2 separate regions of the Mus musculus genome follow, and region 1 is linked to region 2. The links are chromatin loops, found by intact Hi-C in ENCODE. Cell type or tissue: left cerebral cortex. All regions are shown on one strand. Each heading gives the region's core, and the rest is flanking DNA. Links, peaks and the distances in the headings are about the cores only. Region 1 has its middle 24 kb from the start of Rtp2. Region 2 overlaps Adipoq (adiponectin, C1Q and collagen domain containing).

Region 1 (5,378 bases), core at 153-5,152, 800 kb after region 2:
GCAAATTGTATCTTATATCTTGGGTATCCTAAGTTTCTGGGCTAATATCCACTTATCAGTGAGAACATATCATTTGAGTTCTTTTGTGATTGTGTTACCTCACTCAGGATGATGCCCTCCAGGTCCATCCATTTGCCTAGGAATATATCTTAATTTTAAAGTTAGAGAAATATTAGGTTGTCCTTTTGGAAACATCTATTTCAATAGAGTTTAAAAAAATGTTGCCTATACAGAGACTTTGAAGCATAAATTGTAAAATAACATAGTGTGGATTGCTAGTGGCATGCACTAGCTCCTTCTGAGGTTCAGTGGCATCAGAAGCAATGGCCAGAGAAGAATCCAGTCCTGAGTAGCTGATCCAGGAGCAAGAGATGAGAGAGCTGCCTTTCAGCAGCTGGAGCTCTGTGGTCTCAGTGAGTGATTGACATTTCCTGAGCACTCCAGTGAGCACAGCCCCTTGTCTCAGAGTCCACCCACTTAGATGGGGCATCAGAGTCAATTTACAGACCCTAGAATCGCCTAGGAGATGGACCTTTGGGCGTGCCTGTGGGGGAATGTCTTCATGTCATTAATTGCACTGAGAAGGCCCTACACACACACACACACACACACACACACACACACACTGTAGGTGGTACCATTCACATACACACTCACTGTACGTGGCACCATTCACACACACATGCACACACACACACTGCAGGTGACACCATTCATACACACATGCACACATGTACACACACACTGCATGTGGCACCATTCACACACACACACTCACTCACTGTCGGTGGCACTATTCACACACACATGCACACTGTAGGTGGCATTCACACACACACTGTAGGTGGCACCATGCACACACACACATGCACACACACTCACTGTAGGTGGCACTATTCACACACACACACACACACACACACACACACACACACACACACACACACTGTAGGTGGCACCATTCCCTAGCAGCCTGCATTCAAGGGCCCCTCTTTGCTTCCTGAGTGCAGATGTGATCTTAACAGTTGCTTCTAGTTCTTGCCACAGTGGACTGTACCCTGGAAGTGTGAGAAAGAGCAAACGTCTTGTCCATTAAGTTTCTTCTGTAGAGTATTTCATTACAGCAACAGAAAAGAAACTTTGACAGCCAGCACGTAGGGGAGGGAGCTTGTTCTGGAAATCGCCAGTGTGGTCTTCTAGGCTGCAGCTAGAAACCCAAGCCTGAGGACAACAAACTTCCCCAGCAACGCCTGAAGCTGGTCAACAGTGGAGATCTTGAGCTAGGACCATGTGCACGATCCGCAGCAAAGATTTGCTAAGTCTCTACAGCCACCCACAGCCCGGGGCATGGTCTGAATGATTCTTGGGAGCACTTCTGGCCATCACTGAAGGGTAGCAATAGAGGTGTGCCAGTTCCACAGCCTTGGTAACCGTAAAGCTGGTGAATTCTGGGTGTTCCTGGGGGCTTCCGCTCTGACTCCATCCAGAGTTCGCACTATCACTCCCCAAAACCTTTCAATTCTGAGAGGCTCCATTATCTTAAGCTATGCTGTACAATAGAAAAGCTGTGCCCAGGACTGTGCAGAAACAGGGGCACGGTGTTCCAAGGAGTGGCTCTGCCCCCTGGGGCCCAAGGTTGGCCATCACCCAGCCCAGCGTTCTTAGCTCCTTCCAATCTCCATTTGCTCCTGTCAGATAAGGTGGGGTTTTCTTGTCTTGTTTTTTTTTAGCCAGCAAGATTGTGATGAGGATCAAAGCTCTTGGATCCGACAGTGCTTCGCTGACCTAGAAAGAGCACTATGCTCATTAGCAGTATTATTTGAAGGGCTCTAGTAGAGAATGGCCTCCTTTGGCTGAGAACTGGGACAGGACTTCCACGTTTATCAAGGAAAACTAGAAACCTACAATTCAAAGACAGCCAGAGTGGAAATTTACGCTCTCAAGTGGGACCTTAAATCGCACCCCATGAACCACTAGTCACTTGGGGTGAATGAGCTACAAGAAGACAAAGGGGTTCGAGGGAGAACAATTCCAAAACACAGCTGGGCCTGATTTACACTGGGGAAGTGGGGAAGGGGGGGGGGGCAAAATAGCCACTGCTTGTCCTACACTGCCACCTTGTGGCCATTCTCCAGACTACACAAGTAAAACTAGTCTCAAAATGGGAAGCCAAGAGTTGCTAAAACTGGGAAAATCAGCCTAGGATGAATTGGTAATCCCAATTGGTTATCCTATGCCAAGTCATCAGCCATACAAACATACACAGAAGAACAACATTGCTGTGTTTATACGTGTGTGTGTGTGTGTGTGTGTGTGTGTGTGTGTGTGTGTGTAAGAATGATAAAGGAAATAAGATGTTATGAATTTGAGAGTGGCAGGGTATAGGAAGCTTGGACAGAGGAGAGGAAAGAGGAAATGTTGTAAATACAGCACACATCTATGAGAGTAAAAAACAAATAAAATACAAGTAAAGACCAAGCAGAGAGTTGGGAGTGGTGTTCCATGCCTGTAATATCAGCACTGAGGAGCTGAGGCCCAAATATTGCTGTGAGTTTGAGGGCAGGATAAGATAAAAAGTGATAGCTACCTCAAAAACAAGTGGATTGTGAGGAGCGGGTGTGGCAGCAGCTAATTCTTATGACTTGCACCTGACTTCCTCATACACCTGAAAATTGCCATGACCATTGTGAAAGCTGCGCAGGTGCACCATGATGCTGGCGGTGTAAACAAGTCCATATTTGGTGGAGACGCGCCCCTGCCACCCTGATTGGCTGAAGCTGTGTGCCTGGTGAGGTGATGTGGCCTGCCATGAGTGAATGGGGACTGAGAGTATATAAGAGTGAGAGGCCCGGGGTTCAGGGGAGAAAAAGATGAAGCGAGAGATGATGACTGAAGCTTGCTGAATAAACTGCTGTTAGAAGAACTGGTGGTCGTGTCGTTCTTGCTGGTCGAGAGCGGACGCGACAGTGGATGACGGGATACATCTGAAATCCTTAAACGCACTACCATTGCTGGGTCCACATTGGGCCAGGTCTGCCGTGAGTTAAGAAGGGGTAAGCAGAGAACATTATGAGCCAGGCAGAGATGCAGTACTCTTGTGTTAGACATTGTGTATCTTTCTGTGTGACTATGGGTCATGTGTGCCAGGCAGAAATAATAGCAGCATAAGCAGGTGGGGCATTGAATTGTCTCACTGCCATAAAATAAAATAAAAATAAAGAAAATGAAATGAATGTTAAAAGGGCTGAGTTGGGGGGTGCAGCCTCATCTGGTAGGGGTGCTTGCTCTGAAAGCATGCGGTTCAACTTGAGTTCAAATCCCCAGTATCCATGTAAACAGCCTGGCATGGACAACTATTCTTTTAATCCCAGTGTTACATGAGGTGGAGGCAGGAGGATGGCTGGGGTTCTCTGCCTTCCAGCCTAGCTCCATGTTCAGTGACAGTATCAAGATGAAAAGTAATTGGGCCTGGACACCTCATGTCCTCCACATGCACAGATACACACACCCGATCCATATGTGTGTACTACACACACACTCTCTCTCTCTCTCTCTCAAAGAAAGAGACAGACAGGCAGAGAGAGAGACAGACAGACAGAGACAGAGTGATTTAAAAACTAAAAATGGTATGTGAGAAGCCAGCCCAGGGTATTATATAAAAAGAGGAAAGAAAACCAACATGAACCCTATAATGCAACTCTGCCCGTCTCTACCCCAAAAGGAGTTGAGACTATCATGATGTTGGCCCTTCTCTCTTGTGACTCACAGCAGCAGATCTCCACTCTGACCTCCTGGGGTCAATGCATCGTGCATGCCACCACAGGCTCAAAGCAAGAGCGCAGTGATGATGATGGAGCTGTGATCACAGGGCACCAAAACAACTAATTTCTTATCATAAGTTGATCATCTTGCGTGTTTATTACAGTAACAGAAAGCTGACTACCACAAGCTGTCACCCACAGCCCATTCCATCTTTAGATATTTACTGTAAAATCTTCTCTCCAGTCAGGCTGAGCTTGTTTTTTTTTTTGTGTCTCTCACCCATTGGTCATAGCTTTCTCCCTTCAGCTTTGCCAAAGAAGCAGTCAGACAAATGAGGCTATTTGACAAAGACAACCTTTGGGGCAGTGGTTCTCAACCTTCTTAATACTGCAACCCTTTAATACAGTTCCTCATGTTGTGGTGACCCTCCCCCAACCATAAAATTACAAAAATTACTTTTGTTGCTACTTCATAGCTGTAGTGTTGCTACTGTTATGAACCGCAGTGCAAGTAGCTGTGTTTTATGATGGTCTTAGGCAACCCTCTGAAGAGATTGATGAACCCCAAAGGGTTTGCAACCCACAGGTTGAGAACCACTGCTTCAGGGGCTGGGTAAGATTTCTGGAGACAATCATAGCAGTGTAAGGCCACAGCTATAACAGAAATGCCTACCACAAGCATCTGGAAATCGGTCTCAGGCCTTAGAGACTATGTTTGCTTTCTGGCATTTGGTGTTCTTTTCCAAATGATAAAGGAATTGAACTGCAGACTCTTCTTGGCCAGACCACCTTACAACACTTACAATAACAAGTAGCAACATGTTAAAGAGTCCCTTAGGCGTAAAGCTCTCCTGGCTGTGATGGCTGGTAAACCCGGGATTGCCTTCACAAGTTGAAATGCAATGAGCAACCATAGTCTCCAGTGAAAGGGATTTTCACCCATCTTGAAATGCTGTATCCTATAAAATTCAGATCGTTTCTATTTCATAGATACCAGCTTGAGGCTGACCTGTTCTCATGTCTGTATAACCCAAGTGCCCTTGCTCACCAAACACTATGTTGTTCACTGATGTTTATTTGTGAGGCCCACCAAAGGTAGAAACGACAAAACTAGTTAGAATTGGAAAAAAGCATCTACTGGGCTGGGGCCAGCACCACTGTCTCTGTCTCTCCTCCTCTGAGGCAAGAAGCCCTTGGTGAGCTCCTGGGAGGTCCCCAAGGCCAATTGTCTGGCCCCAAGAAGGAATTCAAATCTCAAACCCCTGGACCTCTAGTGTGTGGGAGAAACACAAGAGAAAGAGTTGTGATGCTGGGGCCATTTGTGAGAACTTTACAAGCAGTCTCTGTTGTGAGTTTAATTGTGTCCCTTTCAAAATTCATAGTTTGAGATTTTTATCTGGAGTGTCTGAGAACATGCCACTGTTTCCAAACAGATTTGTTACATAGCAATTAGTGTCACGCTTTTCTTATTGTTGTGACAAGCATACCTAATAAGTTACTTAGGGGAGGAAGGGGTTAGTTAGTTAGATAGTTAGTTAGTTGGTTAGTTAGGTCGCTAGTTAGTTAATTAGTTGATCTAGAACTCCAGCCACTCACATTTCGAGTGAGTCTTCCTGT
Region 2 (5,378 bases), core at 91-5,090:
GTTGTGCCATTGTGAAATTACAAATATTAACTTAATTTTTATCTGGTTTTGCTTGTTTATTGTGTGCTTCTGAGGTTTGAGCTTAGGGCTTCATACACATTGGGCAAATGCCCCTCCACTGAGCTCTACCCTCGGGTACCACTTCATGAGTGAAGGTGAAAACAACCAACAGGCCAGGTGTCCAGCACACAGAGCGCTTCCATGAGGATGTAGGAAATGCACTCAGTCTTTCTGTTTCTACAAGCAAGGATGGGAGGTCCTGGAGTTGCTTTTGGCTCTGGCATTTCTCTGTGTTTTGTTGTCTTTACTGGCTGGGGGCGTTGACCTCTTCTCTCTCTCCTTGTAGCCTAATCTCTGCCAGTCCCAGAGGAAACTCCAGTCTTGAATTTCACAAGATTCTGGATGTTGGTGCTAAAATGCCAGCAGGTCAAAGAGGAATTTCACATCCCCTTCACTATACAGTGGTCCTGAAACATGCAGCCATCCCTCTGCATAACTCATGTGTGGTTTGCTAGGAAGGCCAGTGGGTCATTGGATGACATGTTCATTTTTTAAACATTTTGAGACAGGGTTTCTCTGTATAACAAATAGCAGAGCTCTCTCTATCGACCAGGCTGGCCTCAAAGTCACATCGATCAGCCTGCCTCTGCCTTCCAAGTGCTGGGATTAAAGGTGTGCACCACCACGCCTGGTCCTACCTGGTTGCTTCTTATTTTGGCAGAAATGACCAAACCTTTCCCTCTCCCAGATGTCTCAGCTGTCGGTCTTCCCCTTAAGGCTGTGTGAGTGAAGTGAAACTCAGCAGCTGTCCACAGTGGGTTGATACGTTAATATTTGTTTACTTTCCTTCTCTCACAAACGTGTACGGTATTTTGTAAGTTTGTAAACTACTCCGCACTTTCTGCCAACTGGGTCTTATGATATTATTGTGAAATCACATTTCTAGGCAAAGAGCATAAAGCCAGGGAGGCAAATAGGGGCAGAATGAGGAGGGGGCTGGCAAGCTAGGCCATTGGATTGACAGTCTCTGGTCTCTCACCCTTTCCCCATGGGGAAGGGTACTAAAAGGCAGGGTATGTGACGGTAGTATGTTTCTCTTCCCCGTCTGTGCCAGAGGTTATCTAGCCAGGACTCTACTTCCACGGGTTCTGTTGGATCTAGATTATCACTCAAGCACCCAGCAGCCCCAGTTCCTCACCCCTAAGTCAGAGCAGTCCTAAGTGACAGCCATTGCTCACTGGCTTACTCCAGACACCCCCCTAGGCATGGTTCATGGAGTCTGTCGCTTAGTCTTCCAACAAACACATAAAGGGCAAAACTGATTGTTTGTACCCGAGCATGCATCTTTTTGAGTAACCCCCCCCCCCAGTATTGTCTCCAAAACGGCTGTGGTTATTCAATGAGATGGTGGAACAAAGGCTTTCCAAATGCAAAGCATTATACTGGATCCTTGCTGTCTACCTCCAACACCTATCTACAATGTTTCTTTTGTAACATGCTCTAGCTGTAGATTCATCTCTTGCACTTGGTTCCATTCAGTAGTGTTTCCTTATAGAAACAGAAGTCTTTCAAAGTCAGAGTGCAACATTTGCTTTGTCTACATAAAGAACAGAAACAATGTGGAATATTTTTTTTTTTAAAAAAGAGGCATTCTGTGTTGTCCTTCATGGGTATCCAGACCTGACTTTACATCCAGAACTCGGTGAAAGAGAAGCCTTCAGTGAGATCTGTCCTTATCAGCCAAAGGCTTAGGGGCTGGAGAGAGAGCTCAGCAGCTAACAGTATCTGCAGAGGAAATTTCACAAAGAACCTGGTTCACAACTGTCTTTAACTTAGTTCCAGGGGATCCAATGCCTTCTGCCCTCCGTGGGTACCTGTACATAGGTGTATACCCCCATGAATATTCAAATAATTAAAAAATAAAAATAAATCTTTAAAAAGAACAGCTAAGGGTGTGCAGCGCTTAGTACTTCAGTCCCATGGCACTCGGGGAATCCCAGAACAACCATACCTGTAAGTAGAGAAAAGCATTAAGGACATGGAGGCGTGGGGGAAGAATGTGTTTTTAGATGAGAAAGATTATTGGTTTTTCAGTAGAGAGAGAGAACTGAAAACTCTAGAGTTCTGTCTCTTCCTTCCTCCCCAGCATTAGGGATCTGTTTTGAGCTACCCTTTGTCTTTGGGGCCCTCCTTACCTGCCTCCATTTCAAGCATTTTGGTGTCTTTCTTATTTCCCCATGGAAAAGATTGGTGCTTCTTAGATTCTTGAGTTGAAGTTTTCAGGAATATGATTGCTGGAGCTGTAAGAAGGGCAGAGTTGACATAAGACACACAATATTAAAAGTCTCAGAGCAATGGCGGGCAAGATGACTCAGTGAGTAAAGATGCTGAACCTAATGGCCTGAGTTCATTCCCCAGGACACAGTTGGTAGAAGGAGAGAACTGACTTCCACAGGTGTTCTCTAACTTCTGTGGGTACACACACACACACACACACACACACACACACACCACACCACTACACACCACACACCACACCACTACACACCACACACACACACACACACACCACACCATACACACACACACACACACACACACACACACACACACACACACACACACACACACACATTAACCAACCAACCAACCAACCAACCAACCAATAGACTGACTGACTGACTGACTGACTGACTGACTGTGATAAGAAAGTTCCAGGGCAAGCTCTGCTTCATTTTCTTTGTAGCAGTTTCTGAGACTGGGTTTTTGATCACTCCAGATTCAGTAGATGGCGACAGAGGCACTCAGAGACATTATGAGCCAATCTAGGGCAGACTCCTGCTCTCCAAGAGCAATGCTAGGGCAGTTGTTTCTGGCTCACTCCTCCCCACACCTGCCAGTTCCAATTTGTGTACGGTCAAACTAGAATTGGGTATTTAAAGAATGATGCTCCAAGGCAACAGGGAGTGCAAGGCTGAATTTAATCAAAGGCATTTAAAATGATCTTATGCCACAGTTTATAGCACCATTAAAAGAAAGTCACAGGTACAGCAAAGAGTGATATTATATAGAGAGAGTGAAAATACAAACCAGGGTAATACCAAATCCTTCCAAGAATAAGAGCTGTTTATTGCTTGGAATCAAGGAAAATGTCAACAGAACTAAGCAAATAAAGGACAGACTCCCTGTACACCTGGGAATGAGGACAGACAGACAGAAGGATGATCTGCACCTAGAGGGCAAGTCACAGCAGTGTGACGTAAGAAGACAAAATGGTGACACACGCTCACACAATCGCCTGCAGAGATGTTAATAAGGGACGGGATGTAGCTCGGTGGCAGAGCAGTTGCCTCGAAGAGATGAGTAGAGAGGCCCTGGGTTTGAGTCTCAGCACTGTGGGTGCAGAGAACAATAACCTCCACATAAAACCAGCCAAACGTTACAGGAACTGGGCCCGCTGGTACACCCACGTAATCCCACATCAGGGAGGCCAACGCACGAGGAGTACCCTGAGGGTGAGGCCAATTTGGGCCATAGACAAAGGCTCTATATTAAAAAAGGGTAAAGCTTAAAAAGAAAAGTCTATGTAGTGGTGCTTGTTTTGTAATCCCAACACTTGAGAGGTGGCAATGAGGCCATCATGACTTCAAGGTCATCTTAAATCCAGTGATGGAGTCTTTGAGGCTTGACTGGGTTCCATGAAACTCATTCTCAAAATAGTGCTCCCCCAAAAGACCCCAAATCAAAACATATCCAAGGCACAACAGTGCAGAAGAAACACTTTGTGACCCCAGTAAATTAACTGACAGGAACTTAACGAGGATCTTAGAAATGACTGAAGAATGAAGATCATTTATTTTGCTCACTAAATTTAACAGTTAAAACAGATGTTTTCTTTTGCTTTTGTTTTGGTTTTTGGTTTTTGAGACAGAAAATCCATATCACTCTGACTGTCCTGGAAGTCACTATGCAGACCAGGCTGGTTTCAAACTCACAAAGATACACTTGCCTCTGCCTCCCAAGTGCTGGGATTAAAGGCTTGTGTCATCCTGCTTGGCTAGTAGTACACTTTTTAAAACTGAGACTACCCAAAGCTGGCAAGAGTAATTCAGCTAGGCCTGCTTATTTTTTTCTTTGCTGTGCTGAGGAAGGAATCCAGGTCCTTGATTATGCGAGGGCAGTGCCCTGCTACAGAGTGACACCCTCAGCCCGAGATAGGTCTTTGTGTGCATACACTCATGTTCTCTTGGGTGGCAGCATCGTTTCTTGTAATGTTGGTATGTATGTTAAATGACTTTAAAGAGAGGCTGAGAGAGAGACAGCTCAGCAGTTTAGAGAGCATGTTACTCTTCCAGAGGATCTGAGTTCGGTTCCCAGCACTGAAAGTGGGCAGCTCACAACTGACTGGTGCTTCACTCCTGTACACAGATCACACACACACACACACACACACACACACACACACACACACTCGAATGAAAATAAAATTAAATCTTTTTAAAAGACTTAAAAACGTTTAGGTGGGCTGGAGAAACAGCTCACAATTAAGACCTTGCACTTGCTTTTCCAGAGGACTCAGGTTTGGGTCCTAGTACCCACATGGTGCCTCACAACGATCCATAACTCCAGTTCCAGGAAATCCTCTTCGGGGCCTCCTTGGGCTCACACACACACACACACACACACACACACACACACACACACACACACACACACACTTTCTCTCTCTCTCTCTTCTCACAATCGCACACACAGAATCATTCACACACACATAAATTAAAAACAAAATGTCTTTTTTTTACAAAAAGGTTAATCAGGGCATAGTGGCATATGCCTTTAATTCCTCCACTTGGGAGACAGAGGCAAGTGGATCTCTGAGTTCTAGGTCAGCCTGGACTGCAGAGCAAGTTCCAGAGCAGTCAAGGTTACAACAGAGAAACCTTGCCTCAAAAACCCAAGAGGACAAAAAGTTTAGATTTCTGGGCCCAATCATTTATATCTGGGAATATATCATAATAGAAAGATAAGTTTTTTAGAAAAGCTGCCTGCCTGAAAACAGCTTTGATTGATTGATTCTTTTTAAATCAATACATATCATTTGTTGCAGATTATAAAATATTTTGAAGTAGACATAAGCTAAAAAATAGAAACCAAGTTTAAAAGAACTACAGATATTTTGGCCGTATCCACTCTATGGACTGGCAATGCATATATTTAAAATGATCATAAAAGCTAGAAAATGACAAGGCTGAAACACAGGAGAAGATCTTTAGGTGAAAAGTGATTTTTGCCATTTTAAAGAATAAACAGATTCTTTGGAATTAGAGTTGCTTTTCCCCTGTAGTCTCCAAAGAGTTTCTGTGTAGGTGTGTGTGTGT

Evidence for each region. Peaks named below come from ENCODE experiments on the same cell type or tissue, not always from the same donor. Only the 100,000 strongest peaks of a DNase experiment are listed, where the experiment ranks them.
Region 1: it touches region 2 in a loop (8-fold over the local background); 2 of 42 quality-filtered maps call a loop at or near these places.

The regions. Positions count from the first base shown.
Region 1 is chr16:23,951,782-23,957,159 of GRCm38, forward strand. No RefSeq gene overlaps it. Among named protein-coding and RNA genes, the nearest start is that of Rtp2, 24 kb to the left of the region's middle. In left cerebral cortex, for the core only: a CTCF peak has its summit at 2,133 (motif pointing left); DNase peaks (open chromatin) are centred at 1,252, 1,873 and 2,095; H3K27ac peaks cover 629 bases.
Region 2 is chr16:23,148,793-23,154,170 of GRCm38, forward strand. All of the region lies in intron 1 of Adipoq (adiponectin, C1Q and collagen domain containing), which reads left to right. Among named protein-coding and RNA genes, the nearest start is that of Adipoq, 4.9 kb to the left of the region's middle. In left cerebral cortex, for the core only: a CTCF peak has its summit at 2,795; a DNase peak (open chromatin) is centred at 2,805.